2 separate regions of the Mus musculus genome follow, and region 2 is linked to region 1. A link is a loop called in an ENCODE intact Hi-C map of the cell type or tissue named here. Cell type or tissue: heart. All regions are shown on one strand. Links, peaks and the distances in the headings refer to the core of each region. The heading gives the core; the rest is flanking DNA.

Region 1 (10,348 bases), core at 2,426-7,425:
TAAAATACAAACTTATGTTGTACTCGGGCAGTAACAGTTGGTTAGCATTTGTAACCAACAACCACTCTATAAATAAGACAGTCCTCGCTGACCCCATGCTCACCGACTCTATCCTTGGCTACCGGTGCCCATTTTGTCCTCTCCTGAGTGGTCGCAAGCTCAGATATGACCACCCAAGCCTATTAATTCCTCTGGGGATGAGCGGCTGAAGATCAGGCCTCAAAGCCGGGCCACATTCACACTTACGCATGACACAACTTCTCCGGAGATCACAGTCTTCATCGACAAAGTGGAAAAACGCTCTCATCATTATAGTGTCGGGAGGAATATGTGTGCACTGCTTAGCACGTTGCCTTGTGTGCTACTTTAGGACCTAGCTGAGTCAGGCTTTGAAACCATGTGTAGTGATTAGATAATGACTTTTTAACATTTCTGTGACTCCTAAAGCAAGAGTTATCTGGACTCTACAGAAACATAGGAAAGTTATACAGCTTAGTCAGGGCCTTACTTCCAGTCACTGGCAGGGCCCAGTCCTGGTACTGCTGAACTCTGGGCCTACACTAATTTTAACCTTCTGGGCATGCTGATGAGGGGACACCCCATCAAGGAGGTGACAACAGAGCAAAAGCAACTGAACGGAAAGCCAGATAGAATCAGGCACGGGAACTCTGGGAAGGAGGCTGAACAAATGAGAGCCAAGAGTGGGGGATGTGCTAGATCAACATTTTCAAAGAGGCTGGAGTAGTTGGACTGGAGAAAGTCAACAAACTGGGCTGTTTGGGGAAGCATTAGGTAATGCTGACCTTACTCTCGGTGTGACAAAAGGCCATGGAACAATTCAAAGCATGAAGTGGCCATTCTTACAGAGGTTGTTAGTGTCTCTTTTGAGTCAGGGTCTTGGTTCAGTCCTGACCAGCCTGGAACTTTCTACAAAGAACAGACTACCAACTTGCAGGGCAGCCTGAGTCTCAGGCACTGGGATCAGAGGTGTGGTTGGCCATCCCAGCTCTTCTTGTTTACCCCCTGAGGAACCATCACTAGGTAGCAGAGATGGCAAGGGTCAGAGGCAGGAAGCTGAGTCAGAAAGCTTTGTGACAGCTATCAGTGGCCAAGGAAGGCACCGCCCCCATATACCCTCCCGGCCCAGAGGCAGGGCTTCTTTGTATAGCTCTGTCTTGGAACTCACTTTGTAGACCAGACTGGCCTCGCACTCAGAGATGCACCTGAATTAAAGGCGCGTGCCACCATGCCTAGCTTGGGAAGGCAGACTTTTTTCAAAGGTCACTTGGGGCAGCTGATGAAGAAAGTTTTCTAGCTGGCGATGTTTATTCTTTGGTTTCAACAGCCTGGCTACCTAGACCTGAAGGAGTCACATGTCCTGTGTCATTGGTGTGGCCACATCCTCAACCTGCAGGCGTGTGTGTGCATGTATGTATGTATGTATGTATGAATGTATGCATGTAAGATATATAAGAAACTGGTTCTCTGCTGCAGTCCAATGCACTGGGATGCGGCCATATATTGCAGATATGTAAGAATCAGAACATGTAACAACTAGTCCTTTCTTCAAATAGAAAAATTCCTCTAAAAGTCCGCTGGTCATGACGTGTGTGCTCTGAAATATTAGTTTCTGATACAGAACTGTCATCTTCACCCGACTTCCAGGGGCACCATTTGGATTCTCACAGAGTATCTACACATTAGAGCAGCCCTCAGTGATTCAACAAAGTAAGCCAGGATGAGCACGCTCTGTTGTTTTGGAAACTATGGCTTTAGGCATGGAATGACCTTTTCCATGTTGCGCCTGCCTCAGAAGATGCTCATTATCTGGATCTCAGAGCAATTAGGGGCGTTGAGATTGATCACAGCACTTTTCCCGTATCGTTTCACACGGTCTTGTAGCACGCCTTGAGTTTTAGATTTCCTGTTCTTTTTGTTAAATTGTGTTGTTTTTATTTTTAATTTTTTAAAATTTTTTTTACTTTTTGTTTTTTTACGAGACAGGGTTTCTCTGTGTAGCCCTGGCTGTCCTGGAACTCACTTTGTAGACCAGGCTGGCCTTGAACTCAGAAATCCGCCTGTTTCTGCCTCCCAAGTGCTGGGATTAAAGGCGTGCACCACCACGCCCGGCTATTTTTATTTTTTTAAATGGAGTCTTCACCACATTGCACAGACGTAGTCCTTTCTGGAAAACTAGTAACAAGAGGGAGGTCTATGTGCAGCAGGTCTTAAAGGTGTATCTAAGTTTTGTAAACAACCACCTCTCTTCCCCGTTGCAAAGTCCAAACATTCACTACTTCAATCCCTGAATGCAGGATCACCTTTATGTTTCCCACAGCTAGTAAGAAGGAAATTCAATTTGAAGTAATACACTTGTTTCAACACCGCGATTTTCAGGAACTCAACTTACAAAGTGCCAGGAGGCAGGAGAACTGAGTTTAGATTCTACAACTGAGCAGTTATTTAGGCTGAATTAAAAAGCAGACGGCATAAAATACAGAGACAGAAAACACAGGTGGTAACAGTCAGGAGTGTGAATGAAGCCAAAACAAGGCAGGGTCTTATTAGATCATAGGAAACAGCGACACAGTTTACTTTTGTGTTGGAGAAAATATTCTATTCTGCATACAGTTGTCCCATTCCATGAAAACACAAACTTCCATGGTCAATACAGTTCTTCTTAAGTGCTTCAGTTTTAGATGCCATTTGACACCCAACACAAATTATTAAAATGACTTGTCTTGCCATAACAGGGTATATGGCATAAACGACCTGAGAGGGGCTTTATTAGGCTCACTGTTTCAGGATGCCATCTCACAGTGGAAAAGGCATGAAGGCAGGAGCTCCTGGCCATGTTCTCTGAAGTGTGAGGTGGTCAGTTACATGGTGTTGGAAGATGAACACTCAGGCCTGAAGCAGAGCCAACTACCCTTAATGCTTGCTCCCCAGTGACCCATGATCACTCTCTAGGTCCCACACGCTAAAGGTTCCATTAACAGCACCAATGCAGAACCCCCAGCTAGCAAGCAAGTGTAGAGCACCTGGGACTCCTGGAGACATTTCACTTAGAATTTCACTGGAATCTTTCAGTAGCTGACATTAAGACTGTCCTCCAAAGTCTCTTTTCGCTGGTGAGGAGAAAGAATTTCAGGGTTATATATAGTGCCTGTCATTGCTATACATGGAAAAGCGAAGCAGGTATGAGGAAGACAACTGCTGGTGTATGCGGGCAGGGCACAGAACTATCACTGAACTGGGCAGCCAAGAGCAGGTGCGACAAGGCAATGCTCTGCAGCCCTAAGAATTACAGGGTGCAGTGGAGCTGGACGACCAGAAGACAGATTTCCTCCAAGGGGCCGGATCATGCGGGTACTTGTCTGGGACACAAAGGTCTTTGCTTTTACCGACACATGCTGGAGAGACATGAGAAGGTGGACATGGGCTTAGCACTGAAAGGTTCATGTGGTCTGTTTTGTTAAGAGGAACATGGGAGGTGAGGAGGTAGCCTGTTGGTTAGTGGAGCAACAATCTATTAACACCATGGTCACAAGGGACATGTAAACCTTCAGGGTAGTATTGATGCTGAGGGAGGTTGGTCGGTAACTATGATGCATTTAATGTAATTTCTGTGTGCATGTGTGTGAGCGTGTAAGTGTGTGTATGTATTGCAAGTGTATCATTCAGATTAACTTTATCAGGAATCAAATTCAATCTTAGGACCAGAGGCATCTTTGTTCACACCCTGCCTTTACCACTTTTACAATACAGTTGCCGCTTTTCTAGTTTATTCTCACTATATTGCCCGCTGCTTAGGAGAACAGCTGGCCTTGGGGGAGATCCAAACTTCAAATTCCAAATACGAGTTTTATTGAATGCTATTTTAAAGCTAGACTATAGACCATTTTAAAGAGCGCCAACAAGACATATATCTGAAACAGACCTAAGACATTTGAGAAAAGATTGTGCTGGACTTTGTCTGGCCCTCTAGCAGCAACTCTGGGGCACGGTTGAATCTGAAGGAGGTAGAGAGTAGAGACCAGTCTGAGATCGCTGCACTCAGCACAGACAACCTGTAGCAATGGTAGGACAAGCGGGTCTGGACTGGAACCCTTGGGATCAGCAGCCTAACAAAGTTACAACCTGGCCGACATTATCTGGGAGTAGCATGGATACACATATAAGAGGCCCTGCTCTCAAGAAGCTCCCATTTTATGGGAAACAAACAGGCCTGGCCAGTCAGGTAATAACTGCCATGCAGTAAGAGGTACAGAATAAAGAAAGCTGGCAGGTAGGTCATAGGGGTCTTCTCTGTAGCACACATAACTCCATAAAGGAACCCAAAACTCAGAAAGCAAGCAGGCTAGATATGTCAGTCACATCTTATCATGAGATTAGACAGGCCCGATCAGGATGATAGCGACATTTAGGAGAAGTGAGCAAACAGGCCCCGGGCATTAATAGCAGCTTGTTATAATGGGGTTTTGGTTCTGAACTCCCAGGGCAGGAAAATGGGCTGTCCATACAGCAAGCCCCTCCCTCATGTCACTGAATTCTGCTGGTGGCTCGCTCGCTGTGGAGGTGAGTGGCCCTGGAGCAGTCTTTCTTCTTTAAGACAGGTTTATTTTTACGAGTGTTTTGCCTGAGTGTGCATGATAGGCCACATGTATGCAGTACCCATGAAGGCCTGAAGGGGGCATCTGGGGCTGCAGTTAAGATGCCTGTGATCTGGCCTATGGTCCTCTGGAAGAGCAGTGATCTTAAGTGCTGAGCCATCTCTCCAGCCCCACAGAATGGTCTTTCCTAACATATTTCTCAGGCTCACGTCTCAGGACTGGGGGAGTTCGTTGGAAAGGAGCCACATTTCCATATCCACCCAAGTCCTACTGAGTCAATCTCTGGAACTAGCTGGCGAAGGGGGAATGTGTAGGTGGCCCTCACAGCCACTGGGCTTCTAAGCCACTCAGTATAGGAGAAAAACACCAGAAGACAACGTGTAAGGGTCATAAGAAACACCGTGAGAGCTAAGGTTGACAGAAACCAAACACAACCACTCAATTCAGAGGGTTAAGGAGGGACCTGTGTGATCAAAGGCATGCAGTATGGGTGTGAACAGGGGTGAGAAGACTTGGAAATGCCACTCCCAGCAACCCCCCTTTCTCTTCTGGTCAGGCCTACCAGTACTGATTCCTCAGCTCGTGGACTGCGCTAGATTGTTTTTAAAGGGATGGCTTCAGATTTTGAGAAAATATCTGTTAGCTCTAAAAAGGAGGAACCAAGGGTAACGGAGTGGAACTACCATTACCAGAACTAGCCGACTATAAAGCTACCTGTCCCCTGTGCTACAGACCTAGACAGCTGACCAGAGTGCACACCTCAGCCTAAGCCATCAGTTGTCACCAATAAGTCACTGGGAAGAGTTATACAGAGGCATGTTTTAAAATACAACAAAAGACCCTTGGTGAATTTGAAAAATATAGTTGACACCATACATTGATTTATGAAAAATAAATTTATTACATAACACCTTGTTTTTAACAATGTTCAATTTTTTTTTATTCAGAATACTTGTGTCATTCATGTAAAATAGTTTGATACAGTACGTTGTATGTTATAGCTTTTTATTTTCCCCTCAAAAGTTCTAAGGCTCTCCTACTCCCTCTCCTTTGCTGAAGTAAGGGCACCCTAAAAATGTGCGAACAACCTTTTAAAAAGAAAGTTAACTGAACAAAATTGTAATAGCACTACACTAGGCAGCTTCAAATCAGGACAGAAGAGTGCGGACTGACGCCGTGCCTCGCAGAGGTCACCGTGCCTCGAGGAGGTCACCGTGCCTCACGGAGGTCGCCACTCATGCTTTTGTATTCAGAAAGCATGCTCACAAATCAGCAACACCAACGAGGAAAAGAAAACCCTGTCTGCAACACTCATTTCAGTTTGCTGAACCAACAGGCTTCTATCAATGACAACATATTTAATTACTATCAAATAGCAGCTTTAAGACCAGTCAAGTCGTCATAGGTTGAAAATAAAAACAAACCTCTAAGTTGGAAATTAATCTTTGGGAGCTCTGAAACCTGTCAGTAGAAACTATGTGGTTCTTTTGTACTTTCAAAACAATCCAAGCAATATTCTTGGTCATAAAACACTGATTTATGTAGAAGATGAATCAACCCACTGATAAGACACTAAAAAGAAAGGTGTACCAAAATAATCTTTAAATCTTGGTTATTTTGTTAACATAATCTGTGTTTCAAGTACCAGTTAAACCTTGCGTCTGTGTGTACTATTGGTCAGATCACGCTGTTACACTCAAAGTCACCACACACGAGGACAAATGCTCGCCCTAGCACATTTCACAGCTTCAACTGCTACAGACTGTCACTGAAAACTATGCTTGGTCAGTCTGAACCATGTCAAGTAAACTATGGAAGTAGCAAACCCACAACACAACTGTGCTAGCACTTTCATTTCAAGTCTAACTCCAAACTTAGGTACAACCTGGAAGCTACCACCCCAATCTGTGACAACTGGTGGAACTCGGCTACTGGACATTGTGAAGATGTGGTTGTACAGTACATTCGCATGGCCCACACCAGGTTCCCGCGAGTGCCGCAGCCAGTCCTGCAGCATGAGCAACAGTGCACTGACAGACTCCAGCACAGCTCAGTACCGATGTGTCTGATGTGAGTACTGTGGAGGCTGCTGGGAGGTAGCTGAGTATCCCATGCTGCTCTGGGGCTGTGATGTGCTTGGTCCAGGGTTGGGATAAGCAGCATGTGGATTGGAACGCTGGAAAGAAGACGAGGGAAAAGCGTGATTCAGGGACTTCTCGAGGTAGCTTGGCCCCACGCCATCAAGGCTGATAGGGAAGGGAATCTTGTTTCAAAGAAGCAAAGATGTATAAGTTTCTGTAAGGCACTAGCTTTAGAATTAAAATATAAAAACACTGGCTAAGCAGCAGCAAACCCCTCAGCTGGCCCATACAAAGCAAAACAGAGCAAAAACAAACAAAGCTCCCAACTCTTCCCACATCAGCTTCTCTCCAGGAAGGTAAGAATTGGGACACCATGTGGGCAATTCTGATCATATCTTGCGACATGAGCATGAGGCACTCAGTGTGTATATCCAGAGTATATAAAAGCTCGTAGGCGGACTGCAGAGATGGCTCAGCGGTTAAGAACACTGACTCTTCTAGAGGTCCCGAGTTCAATTCCCAACAACCACATGGTGGCTCACAACCATCTGTAATAGGATCTGGTGCCCTCTTCTGGTGTGTCTGAAGACAGCAACTGTGCACTCACATATATTAAACAAACAAACAAACAAACAAACACGTATTTAACAAAACAAAACAAAACAAAACAAAACAAAACAAAAAAAGCTGGTAGGCATGGTGGCTCTCTGTAATCCCAGCACTTGGGAGGAAGAGACAAGATCTGTAGGGGAAGCTGGTCGGCTAGACTAGCTAACATCTGCAAGCTCTGGGTTCAGTGTAAGACACTGCCACAGTAAACAAGGGAAAGACACCTGATATCAACTTAGGGCCTGAACACACACACACACACACACACACACACACACACACACACACACACACACACCACATTCTTACATCCACATGCCTGTGTGCCCACACATATAAAAACATACACAAACTCATACATCCTTCATGAGCTGCATTCTACCATGTAAGGGCACTTTCTGTGCAGGGCTTCCCCAGGCAGGCCACCATGTTCAGAACACACAGCCACTCAGTCTTCCCACAGCTTCACATTCTAGTCACTGTTTCTACTCTGCTGCTGCTGATGCCGTCTGCAAGCGATTTCTGTTCTACCTTCCTCCCCACACTTAAGACATGGAGAACATCCAGGTCTCTCTCTTACTCAAGGCTGAACAGAAGTAGGTGGGATCTAAGAGCCCGTGGCCTTGACTCCTCTTCTACAGTGCTCAGGAACAAAAGCAGCCATTGGCTAAGTTCAAGGCACACATGTTTAAGCTGACTTACCAACTTCATTTTATAGATGAGAAACACTGAAGCTGTGTTTTGCTTCACTTTGCACGAATGCGTGTGGAAACCGGAGGTGATGTTGATTCCTCTCCACTTGACACAGAAGCAAGGCCTCTCAATTGACCCTAGAGCTCACTTGACTAGAATCCTGTCTTTGCCTTTGAAATGACTGGACCAAAGGGGTACAGATGGGCCACCAAGCCTCCAAGCACTTACACGGGTGCTTGAGTCTGAATCCTCCTGGTGAAGGGACTTTACCTGCTGCACTATCTCCCAACCCCAGCAGATGTGCTGTAAATGCCACAGGTCTCAAGTTACTGGACTTTCTACTCCAAGTCTGTCCCAAGAGCTGATCCCTTTCTAGTCTCCATGTCTGTAGACTTCCATACCTATAGCATCCCATGCCTGTGTCTTTCCAGGAACACAAACGCTACTGTAGTCCACACTTTACAACAGATCGTTTAGAAACCCCACAACAGCAGGTCAGTAGAAGCCACTTGCAGTACCTGATAGTCGGAGGTCATGATGAGTCCACCTGAGGTAGTGGTAGGAGGGACAACTCTCACTTTTTTCAAGGGGGGCCCCTGTGCGTGGCCGCTGTCCTGGTTCCCCGGATGGCCAGTTCCGTTAGTGTGGTTGTTGCCCTGCTGCTGCTGCTGGGTCTTCTCAATTGGTTAAACAGAAAACACAGTTCAACTCAGGAGGAGAACAGAAACTGGCTGCGTGCCAGAGGCCCGGAGGCCATGCAGAAGGCACTTCCAACTGTACTTTAATACTTACTTTGTCTCCTTTCTCATCAGGCTCTTCTTCTGTTAAAAATTCTCGTTTGGGATATGGGATCTGACAACCGGCGAAAACACTAGTCACAAGAGAAAAAGAAGAGAGCTGTCTCACTGGCTGCCTGGTATTTCCAATGCTTCATCTAGGTGACTCGCTGTCACTCTCTAAGAAGACGGGACTGTGTTTCCATAGTTACAGAGATATAAGCATCTTTCATGCGAGTCTGATGCAAAAAAATCCTTTAACCAATGACACTGCAGCAGGCAGTCTGAAGGTCCTTCTCTGCGTAACCTCATCAATAATCACCAACTAGGACAGCTCTCTCATCCACTACCACAGCTCGCAGTGTTTCATCTGCCCTTCCACGGTTAAAACAAAAGATGATAAAGAGAAGGCAGATTTATTTAGAACTGCTACTCCAGAATATCAGAACCCTTGACTGCAGGCAGCCCCACAAAATCCTAGCAAGTAGAAGGAGCCATAGCACAGTGAACGCATCACTGAGTAAGAGGCATCCATTTCAGCAATGCCTCTTAACCACAAAACCAAAACTGGCATTAGAGCAGAGACGCTCAGTTTCTTCAGGTCCCTCAGAGGCGTGGCAACTTAGTGTGACAAGAGAAGGAAGCACACTTAAAGATGCCAGTCACAGGAAGCCAGCAGATCTGCCACTTACTCTGACGTGGGAAGTGGGTCTTCTAGGAAGTAGGGGTCCTGCATGGCCTGCTCTGAGGTAATTCGCTTTATTGGGTCCATAGTGAGCAACTTCTGAAGCTGAAATCACAAGTCATATATCAGAGCATGCTCCCACAGAAACGTCGGTGTCTACGCCAAACCCTGACTCACAATTTATCCATTGAGGGTACTGGGCAGGTCAGTTTACCTTTTTATAACTGTATCTCTCCAGATGGAAAATAAAAACATCACCAATTACTACAGCTTGTTTTCAGTATTAAATGAATTGTGATGGTTCTTTAGAAAGAATCCTAAGTGTGAGTATTGTAGCTACACTTAGCTCATCCCTGTCACATCCAGAGATGCTATACTAGTGCGAAAATGCAGCACCATCTGCAATGTTTGTTTCTCCCCACCCCACCTCTCCCCCTCCCCCCTCCAAGACAGGGTTTCTCTGTATATCAGCCCTGACTCTCCTGGAACTCAGAGACCTATCTGCCTCCCACCCAAGTGCTGGGATTAAGGGTGTGTACCACCACTGCTCTCTAGGAATGTTTATTTCTAATGTGATATAAGAGACACCTGAACAATGGCCTCCTGCTCTGATCTGCAGACTTCAGAGTGCAGCACAATTGTTGCAAGGCTGAGAGCTGAGGCCTGATCCCACAGCCTGACAGATAGAGAGCTGAGCCCTGTGCCCAGAGTCAGATAGAGTGGTGTGTGTATGTGAGAGAGAGAGAGAGAAAGAGAGAAAGAGAGAGAGAAACAGAGATGTGAACAGGAATCTAAGAACTTGCATTTCCAACAAGTTCCCAGTTGGGGTCTGTGTTGCTGGACTGGGATTGGTTTGAAAAGTAATAAACTAATAAACAAAGATTTAAGGAA
Region 2 (10,348 bases), core at 2,938-7,937, 72 kb after region 1:
CACTTTTAAAAGTTTATAAGGAATACTCATTAATGCACATCCAAACTATCCAAAGAATCAAAACTGCAATAAAACTGAACCGGTAGTCCCCGGTGCTGGCTCCCCAACACCTGACAACTGTGGGGCAGGTACTAGCCCCAAGCCAAGGTGGCTATGGTGGGTAGCTGGTGTGTCTTTGGACATTGCCCAGTGAGAACCAATGTGAAAGCATGAGCAGGCTGAAGAGATGGCTCAGTGTTTAAGGGTACTTGTTGCTCTTGCAGAGAACCTGGGTTGGATCCCCAGATTATGGCTCACAACCATCCATAATTTCAAGCAATCACATAATCACATACGTGGAGCACATCTACACACATAAAATACTAAAACAGCACAAGAGGCTGAAGTAGGTGGACTGCTTAAGTTTGAGACCAGCCTGAGCTACAGAGTGAGTTCCAGGTCAGCTTGGGTCACATGGATCAGCAGATCCAATAGTAAATGAGAGGTCATTGGCAGATGGGATGCTGTCTTGGAGCCTTCACATTAATTTTATGGAGCATAGTGGTTAAGGGCATGTGCTCCATCATAGCCAGGCACAGTAGCACATACATGCTCAGGAGACTGAGGTAGGAGGAGCGCTGTGAGTTCCAGGCTAGCCACATCTACAGAGCAAGCCAGGGCTGTCCTGGAAAAAAACAAAACAAGGCACGGACGGGCTCCAGAGTACACATATGGCAGGGACATCCTCAGGTCCTGACTGCTATGCTTAGCCATGTACTCACAGGACAATCTGCTTAACTTTCAATAGCTTAGCTCTCATATGTGAACGGAGCATAATACGGTTGTTCTTATGAAATTAGATTGACATACAGTGTGTCAGCCAGGACCTAGGGCTTAATTACCCAATGTAGCTGCTATCATTCATTACCTTTATCAGTTAATTTCTGAATCTTCCACAAAGTTTTCTTTTTTTGTTTCCCTCTCTCCCTCCTTCACTCTCTCTTCTATATACTTCAGCTTACTGAACATGATTATAACAGACTAGGAATACTTTTGTGGGATCAGGCATGGTGTCCAAGCCCCAGCACAAGAAGCAGAGGCAAGCAGATGAGTTCAAGGCTATGGTCTACAGTCAAAGCTACACAGTGAGACTCTGTCTCAAAAACACAAAACAAAACAAAACAAAACAAAAAGCAAAGCAAAGCAAACAAACAAAAACCCCCAAAAAACTAAAATTAAGAAAAAAAAGTTTTGTGGGTTTTTTCCAGAAAACTTACTCTAAGCTGATTTTTCTAATTTAAATACACACACATACACACACACACACACACACACACACACACCCCTACCCACCTCAAGGTGCTATGTAGTCCAGGATAGCCTAAACTGTCGATTTTCCTGACTTAACTAGCATAACAAGCATGCAGCACCACTTCTAGACAAATTAATTTTCTAATTGTACAAATGTCCAGTGGCTATGTTGAAAATATAAAATCTTAAAAACAACTTTTGTCTTAAAATTTTTCCATTCTTGCAAACATATTTGGTTGCCTCTATTCTTCAAAAGGAAATACAACTGACTTAAGAAACGACCCACACACTCACCCCTTCCTTGCCAAGCCCTCTCCACACCCTCTGCCTCCTACAGAGTACTCTTTTGGTGTTCAAAAATGAAGGACACTATTTATGCCACATTTAAGAATGAATTAGAGACCAGAGGCGGTGCACACCTTTAATCCTATCGGCTGGGAGGCAGAGGCAGGTGGACTCTATAGAGTTCCAGGGCTACACAGTGAGATCCTGTCTTGAAAAACCACACACACACACACACACACACACACACACACGAAAAGAATTAATTTCAAGATATACAGTGTGGACTTAAACTCTATATCAAAAACTTGCAATTATCATGATTACACATGGCCTTTTATCTTTGTACACAGTCATGCTTAAAACAAACTATTGCCCCACCCCCTTCACTCCTTACCAGGCTGATTTTCTATCTGGCATATTGTATACAAGAGGGTGGGTTACTAACTCATTATGCCAAAATTATCAAGCTATTCCCTAAACTTGAATAATTCAACAAGCTAATTCCTCTAGTCTAAATTCTTTTACCTTATATTCTATTTACTGGACAGCTGAAAGAAACATTTTCATGTATTCATTTTAACAACCAAATATGTCCAAGCAAATGTATCCCAATTTTTTTTTAGTTTTATTGCAAGGCTCGAGATTCTCTTTAAAGTGTTATTGCCTGTCCAGGTTCCTTAAGGACTATGACATCTCAGTGGCAGAATATACCATTTAATTTGAAAGTAAATCAATACCAAAAGCAAATGACTTGATCATCTTATTATAAAAGATTAAAACAAACCAGGCGTGGTGGCCTACGCCTTTAATTCCAGCACTCGGGATGCAGAGGCAGATGGATTTCGGAGTTCAAGGCCAGCCTGGTCTACAGAGTGAGTTCCAGGACAGCCAGGGCTACACAGAGAAACCCTGTCTCGAAAAACCCAAAAAAAGATGAAAACAGTCACAAATTGTATTATACCAAGTCTAAAAATGCTTAACATTATGCCTCACTGACACAGGTCATAAAGACAATGCAGCAGGTTACCAGCCAGGCCTTAGAAACAAGCCAAACTGAAGAGTACTCCCTGTGGAAAGCAAAACCTCCAATTCTAAAACTCTCTTGACATTTGATTCACTACAAAAATAATTTAGTTCATCACAATAAACAGAATCATTAAAGGTTGCTGGAAAACAAACCCAAAGGATTACAGCTTAAAAAGCAATCCCCCCAAATGCAAATGTTCATTTGCCATTGCCATAAATGACTAAGAAGTACACACTAACACCAGCTATTTTAAGCAATATAATTTCTTCTGAAATTATCCTTAGCCTAAATGAAAACCTGATCATCAAGATGTAAAAGGTGTTTAAAGTATCTCCCTCTATACACATTATATACTTTAAAAAAAAAATAGACCACAGTCCAACACATTTGGATAGTTTATTATCTTAAACTGGCAATTTCTGAAACTAGAATTGGCTCCTTTTACAAGAATAAAATATAAAAACCACTCGAATTTTTAAAAACAAATGACAGACTGGTCAAAATGTACTATAATGTCAAATGTCTTGGGAGTGAAGATCTTATGACCATGTCCCAAACTATGTAATACTGAAGGATGAAGTGCTTTAACCCTTTTGAAATTATGCAGCAAATTAATTTGGATGATTTCTTTAAATATAATCCACTAATAAAGTGTTGATAACACGAATCTAGTTGGACAAGAATTAACAAGGGCTCTGGATGCCCCGGCTTTATACATTCTGCTAAAAGGTGCTTCTAGAGCCACCGGGCACCCAGAACATCAAGTCTCCACTTTCTGCGCTTAGCTGCACGGTTTCACAGTTGCACAAAAGCACTGAAATTATCATAAAGTAGGAAGGCGTTCCAGTAAAGCGAAGAGAAGTGTGTAATAGACAGACACTTCCTTTTCCATTATCCAGACTCGGAAAGTATTTATAAATAAGCTCCCTCAAAAAGAACTCGCTCCAGCTTTAGCCGTCTCGTTTACAGTGCTAATGCAATTCTGAATATGTACTCCTGTGAAAATGAAAAAAGTCATTTCCCAAGCAGTCAAGTAGCAACTAGCCAAATAACAGACGCTCAAAGAAAGCTGTTTCTAATAAATACAAAAAATTATATAATAAGCTATGATAATCTTCCCAATAACTTCCTAGTGTCAAAGGCAGAGATAATATCTATTTGTACAAGAGGGAAATGGGAAATTATTAAATATTTTCTCCCAAACTAAGAAGGCCTTTCCCTTCTGGCGATGTCATAGCGCAATCATCTACTGATGAAAGAGAATGGAGCCCGTTCACTTCACTCAATCCATGAAGCAAAACTGAGTGTCACCAGCCATAGGTTTGATTTTTCTTTCTAGAAGAGGCTATTTAAAGCAAAAGGATTAAAGTTCACTGGCAGCTGATAGATTCTGCTTTAAGAGCTTGCACAACATAGCCCCTATCTGTCACTTGCTTTTTTTCCCCACACACCATCCACTCTGCACCAAATCCCCATTGTTCTATATAAAAACTCACAGCTAATGATACCTGAATAGCAACTGCTACATTTACATTACAGATGATCCTTCATGGAACTCTACAGACCCACATTTACTCGATGTCTTCTTTCTCCCATCAAATCCAAATTTGGCCACCAACTGATCACAACTGATAAGGGGAAAAGATCAGAGCTTCTCTTCCAGACTGATGGATATCACTCCAGAGCCAGATGAGTTAGTCCCCAAAAGGTTACCGGATAAATCAACCAAAGAAGAACAGATTTATTTAAACGGGCATCTTATAACCATCTTCTTTAAAAAAAAAGAAAACTATTCTGTACAGAAATTCACACAAAAAAAGAAAAAGCAAAAAAGGTACACACTGCCCACGAGACAGAAGGTCCGTCTCCCTCTTGCACGAAGGGTTTCTTGTGAGTCTGGATTCCTGGGACACCACTTCCTCCCCAAAGCAGGCTGGCCAGGACAGAGGCAGTCTTGGAGGAAGTGGGGACCCCGACATCCGAGCCGGGCACCTGCCTCCCAGCCTCGAGGACACCCGCAGCGACACCCACACTCACCCATCTTTCCTCTTCGCCTTGTAGACGTGCCCGTAAGTGCCTCGACCAACTTTGCAGCCCTCGTATTCAAACAGGTCCTCGACCCGCTCCCGCTCGCTGCTCAGCTTCACTTTAAAGTCATAGTCCATTGTCACAGCCTCCAAGGCCGGGGTGCTGGGGCGGGGGGCCGAGGGCCGCGGTGGGGACCGGGCCGCGCAGCAGCCGCAGCCCCCGAGCTACACCCGCCGGCCGCAGCACCAGCCCGCCTCACGAGGCGACGGCAGGAGGCCCCGCGCGGGCGCCGGGGACATCCAGGGGAGCGCCGGGCGGTCCCCGCGGGCGCGCGACAGCCGAGGGACGCGCTGGGGGCGGGGAGCAGCGTCCGCCCTTGTCCCCGCGCTCCCGGGGCGCCGGCTCGCGCGCGGTTGGCCGCGCGTGCTGCTGCGGGTGCGACGCGGGGCGGCCACGGCTGACTCTGCTCCTCGCCCACGCGCGTCCGCGCCTCACCTTCTCCCACACGCGCTCACGAACACTCAGGCTGCCATCCGCCCGGACAGACCAGCGACGCCACACAACAGCCGGTAGCTCCTCCGAGAGAGGAGGAGGAGAAGGAGGAGGAGGAGGAGGGCGAGGAGGAGGAGGAGGGAGAGAGAGGACGAGCGCGGAACACGGCAGCCGCTGTCGTAAAAACGTCGCGAAGCCTCGCGCTGCCTCCGCCCCACCTGTGAGCGACTCCGGAGCTGGCAGCCGTCTCTTCTGACGCCGGCAGGCGAAAGGGCCTCGCTCAGCCGCGGAGCGGAGCTGCTGACAGACTTACCACGTGGACTAACCCAGTCGCCAGTGCGGCCAGAAACTCCAAGGCTCAAGTGCACGGGTGGCTGCAGAAGCAGTCTTTACCACGACGCCGCGAATTCAGAACGTTGCATGATGGGATTGGTAGTCCGTCACGCAACGAGTTTCTGCTGCATGGAGATTATTTTTCCCAAAGCCGCATCTCTACAATCCAATTTACTTAGCCCATATAAACTTAGCAAAAGACACCTGTTAGGTCGTGGGGGATGGGGGGTGGGGGGCGGTTATTTTGTATTGAAGTCACTTCTGAACTCCAGGATTTAGAAAAGGGCAATTACTGCTCCCCACCCCCACCCCAAAGACTCCAGGTTTTTCCTTTCGTAGCCTCAACCTGTTTCTAAATACTACAATAAACTACGTGGTTGTATTTAAGATTTCTCTTCTTTCTTTGACATCTTTATACCACGGGGGGGGGGGGGGCGGTGGGGGGGGGAACTTAGTGAAGGGGACTGGGGAGATGGGTTAGAGTGCTAGAACGCTTGCCACGTGTTGTAATTTGATTTCTGTTGCTGTGATAAAACACCATGTCCACATATAACTTGGCGAGGGAAAGATTTATATCAACTTACAGGTAACAGTCTGCCACCAAAAAAGCCAAGACACCTGTTTAAAGAGGAAAAAAAAAAAGCTTTTAATCCACACATGTTTAAGTGTGCCTGTAATACTAAAGCAAGGGAGACAAAAAATAAATAAATAAATAAATAAATAAAATAAATAATAAAAAAGGCAGGATCTCTGCAGCAGGATGACCGGCTAGCCTTACTGAAATGGTATGCTCTCAAGGTTCCATGATAGACATCAACCTCTAGACTCCAGACGTATGCACTCATGCTTATACTTGCACACATCTGTGCATACACAAGAATGCTTATAGCCGGGCGTGGTGGCGCGCACCTTTAATCCCAGCACTTGGGAGGCAGAGGCAGGCAGGATTCTGAGTTTGAGGCGAGCCTGGTCTACAGAGTGAGTTCCACGACAGCCAGGGCTACACAGAGAAACCCTGTCACGGAAAACACAAACAAACAAACAAAATACGCTTATACACACAGGCAGATAAATTGGCAGAAATATCAAATAGGTCGTTGATAGTAAAGCAAGAATGTGTCTGCTATAGGCCTTACATGCCCTCTAATGACCCAGATTTGATTCCTAGCACCCGCATGGTGATGGCTCAGAATCCTCTGTAGCTCTAGTTCCAGGGGAGCTGACACACTTCTGGGAGTTGTGAGCACTATACATGTGGAGTGGCGTGTACATACACTCAGAGGCGCGCGCGCACACACGCACACAAAGTAAATAAATAATTTTTTTTAAAGACAGGCTCATGTGTTATAAAAATATAACAAGAAAATTTCTATTTTAAAAAATAAATTTAGCCAGGTGGTGGTGGCGGCGCATGCCTTTAATCCCAGCACTTGGGAGGCAGAGGCAGGCAGATTTCTGAGTTCAAGGCCAGCCTGGTCTACAGAGTGAGTTCCAGGACAGCCAGGGCTACACAGAGAAACCCTGTCTCAAAAACCCAAAATAATAATAATAATAATAAATTCACAAAATGACTGCATAAAATAAGGACGTACATTTAAAAAAAAGACGTAAGAAATACAAAGCATAGTCTTGATGTTGTCAAGGGGTTCTGAGCTAAGACATGTGGGGGTACTGTCTTAGTTAAGGCAGACATAGTGCTGGAGAGGTAGCTGAGAGTTCTATATCTGGATCTGCAGGTAGCAGGAAGTGACTGTGACACATTGGCCAGATTGAGCTTCTGCTGCCTCAAAGCCCACTCCCTAGTGTCACACTTCCTGCAACAAAGCTGCACTAATTAATAAAGAAGAGGAAGAATAATGTTTCCATACTGGAGGACTTTGTTATAAAATATAATACGGCGGAGGGATGGGGTGTACCTGGCAGGCCCATGCCATGATGCCCCCTGAGAAATCATGCCATGAAACAAATCTGATATAAAGAAGGTTTATTTGGGGGAATTGAAGGGGGTGAGCACCTAGAAAGGGGTAGAGGCAGACAGATGGGAGCAGAGCCGTGAGGGTAGAGAAGGGGGGACAAAGAAGGGCAGGAATAGGGAGAGAGACCAGCCAAGAACACTTGGGGACAGGGAGAGAGAGAGAGAGAGAGAGAGAGAGAGAGAGAGAGAGAGAGAGAGACAGACAGACAGACAACAGGGGTGTCGAGTAGTCCTTTTATACGTAGCCCAGACCTGGCAGTAGGTGATGGCATAAGCTACTGTTAGGTCCCTGGGAGGAATCTAGTGTAATCGCCTGTGAGCCAACAGACTTACATGAAGGTCCAGCAGGTATGGCCAAGTGCTGAGCAAACGAACAAAAATGGTGTGCACTTTTGTGAACAACCTGGCAGGGTAGGTATGTCTTCTTTTCTTTTTGGAGATTATAATTACATTACTTCCCCTCTTCCTGTTCCTCCCACCAAGACTTCCCATGTTACCCTTGTAAATGTTTCTGCTAGAATGGGAGGGTATCCTAGGACCCACACAGCTCCAAGGGGGAAAGGCATGCCAGCAGAAGGGCACCTGAGACACGGGAGCGCAGGAACCACACAGCTCTGAGAGGAAGGCTCCTCAGCAGAGGTGCTGCAGCTCTTGGGGAAGGGTATCCTTGGGTGAGCTGAGGAGCCTCAACCCTGCTCCTTCTCTTCACTTCTCTTCATTGCTTCTTTTCTTCCTGGCTTCTTCCAATGAGAGAGTCACTCCAGGCAGAAAACTCTCATGAAAGAGATTTTTTTGGAGGTTCCAGGATGTGGAGGGATGAGCCCAGGGACGGTTGCGGTTGCCTTGTGTTGCTGGGAGAGGATAGCCGGGGACCTGACCAAGGGACAGTGCTTACATAGGGTTTCTGAGGAGGCGGAGCTTCTCAGGACAGAGATTTCCAGAGTGAGGATTGGTGGGTTTTCCTCTTCTAGGACTGGTGTGTTCTCTTGCTCAGGGATTGGAGGGATTTTGTGGAAAGCTGGGGGGGGGGGTTGTTCTGCTCAGAGATTGGTGGCTTTTTTTCACGCCCCCTCCCCTTTCCTTGCATCAGGTCTCTGGGTTAGGGTGGGAAGTCCTTCCTGACCATATCTGGCTTTCTCTGAGACACCACCTCTGTGGAGCTGCTGGGAGGGACTGGAGAGGGGGTGCTGCCACTGAGGACAGTTCCTGTGGGACAGCTTCCGCAGTGGTATTTCACCAAAATCGTATAGGCTGAGGCAGGAAAGAAGATGTCGGAACCCTGGACAGCTCCTCATACTGGCAGTAGGCTGAGGCAGGAAAGGTGTTGCCACTGTGGACAGCTTCTAAGGGGCAGCTCCCGTTGAGGTGGGAAGGGAGATGGGCCACCGTGGACAGCTCCAGTGACAGCTGCAGGCTGAGAAGGTGTCATGGTGCTGCCATTTTGATAGGAGCTCCTGCAGGGGCATCTTACCACGGCCCATAGGCTGGGGCATGAAGGAGGTGATGGCCGCCACGTGGATGGATTTTGTGGCACATCGCTTAGGGACTACAGATGCTGTCCAGACAAAGTGAGGCAGAGAAGAGGAAGTCCCAAGGAGAAAGGGAGTCTTCCAGTTTGCGCCAAGCTCCAAGAGTTATGAGGAACTACAACTTTATTAGCAGGATCTTTCAACACGCCACCATAACTTTCCCACCATTCTGGACTCTACCCAGGAACTGTGAGCCAAAAGAAAATCAGTCAAGACATTTGATTACAACAACGAGCTAAGAAACTACTCCAGAAGATTGGTATGTAAAGTAGAGTTGGTGATACTATAAACCTGCATGCGAGGTCCTAGGCCTTGACAGCTGGTTTACAGGAGGAATGTGAGAGAGTTTGGGACTTTGGGCTAGAAAAGACTGTGAATATGGTAACCGGAGTGAAATGGGTCATCCTGGTAGAAATTTGGTAGACAGAAATGATGAAAGAAGAACATGAGACCTAGCTTGTGAGGCTTCAGGGGGGAACAGGGCTATCAGGAACTGGGATAGGGATGACCCATCTAAAGTTCCAGCCAAGGATGTAGCTGCATTCTGCCCGTGTCCCAAGAACACGAGTGATGCTGAAGCCACAGGCAAGAGACTAATTCGTTTGTGGAGGAAACATCCAGACAGGACAACATTCTCTCTGTGTCACATGTACTGTTCTCATCCCTGTGTTGACAAGGGAAAACGTGACAAGTGGAGACAAAGACAAGAAAACTGGAGAGCTCAGTTAGGAAAAGTGTGACCTTAAGACGGTGAGCAAAGCATCTGTAATTGTTAAAGAGAAACCCACTGTCTTAGTTAGGGTTTCCATTGCCCAGAGAGACACTATGACCTTTTATAAAGGCAATTGGGGCTGTCTTACATGTTCAGAGGTTCAGTTCATTATCGTGATGGCAGGAAGCATGGCAGTGTCCAAGCAGGTATGGCGCTGGAGGAGCTGAGCATTCTACATCTTTTTCCAAAGGCAAACAGAAGATTGTCTCATGGGTAGCTAGGAGGGGGGTCTCAGAGTCCACCCCACAGTGACACATGTCCTCCAACAAGGCCATACCTCCTAATAGTGCCACTCCCAAGGCCAAGCATATTCAAAACATCACACTAACCCTCTTCATTGGGAAAATAGGAAAGAAGGCCTGAAGAGAAGATGTCACCCATCAAAGTCTACAAATAAGACACACCTCATGCCAGGCTGTCTGGCCTACATCTTTAACTCTGCACTTGGGAGGCAGAGGCAGGCCAGCAGAACTTCTGAATTACAGGGCAGCCAGGACTACACAGAGAAAGAAACCTGTCTTCAAAACCCACCCCAATACCATGGGCCAGATTAAATAAAATTAGAAATCCGCTGAGCACTAGTTGCCTCAAATTCCTGCTACTGTGATTTTCCAACC

What was found. Peaks named below come from ENCODE experiments on the same cell type or tissue, not always from the same donor. Only the 100,000 strongest peaks of a DNase experiment are listed, where the experiment ranks them.
Region 2: a loop joins it to region 1, with 2.2 times the contacts of the local background. A loop is called at or near these places in 6 of 42 quality-filtered maps.

Annotation. Positions count from the first base shown.
Region 1 is chr5:146,298,017-146,308,364 of GRCm38, reverse strand. Cdk8 (cyclin-dependent kinase 8) reads right to left here. Exons shown (of 13, transcript NM_153599.4): 10 at 9,465-9,562; 11 at 8,789-8,867; 12 at 8,515-8,673; 13 at 5,491-6,789. The coding sequence ends at 6,664. It overlaps Gm52832 (a long non-coding RNA gene), which reads right to left and starts at 1,934. Exons shown (of 2, transcript XR_003956008.1): 1 at 1-1,934. In heart, for the core only: CTCF peaks have their summits at 4,680 (motif pointing right) and 7,261 (motif pointing left); a DNase peak (open chromatin) is centred at 4,674.
Region 2 is chr5:146,226,112-146,236,459 of GRCm38, reverse strand. Cdk8 (cyclin-dependent kinase 8) reads right to left here and starts at 5,210. Exons shown (of 13, transcript NM_153599.4): 1 at 4,640-5,210. The coding sequence starts at 4,767. Gm38745 (a long non-coding RNA gene) reads right to left here. Exons shown (of 2, transcript XR_868694.1): 2 at 7,425-9,146. In heart, for the core only: no CTCF peak of the experiment used is centred there; a DNase peak (open chromatin) is centred at 5,369; H3K4me3 peaks cover 2,880 bases; H3K27ac peaks cover 2,276 bases.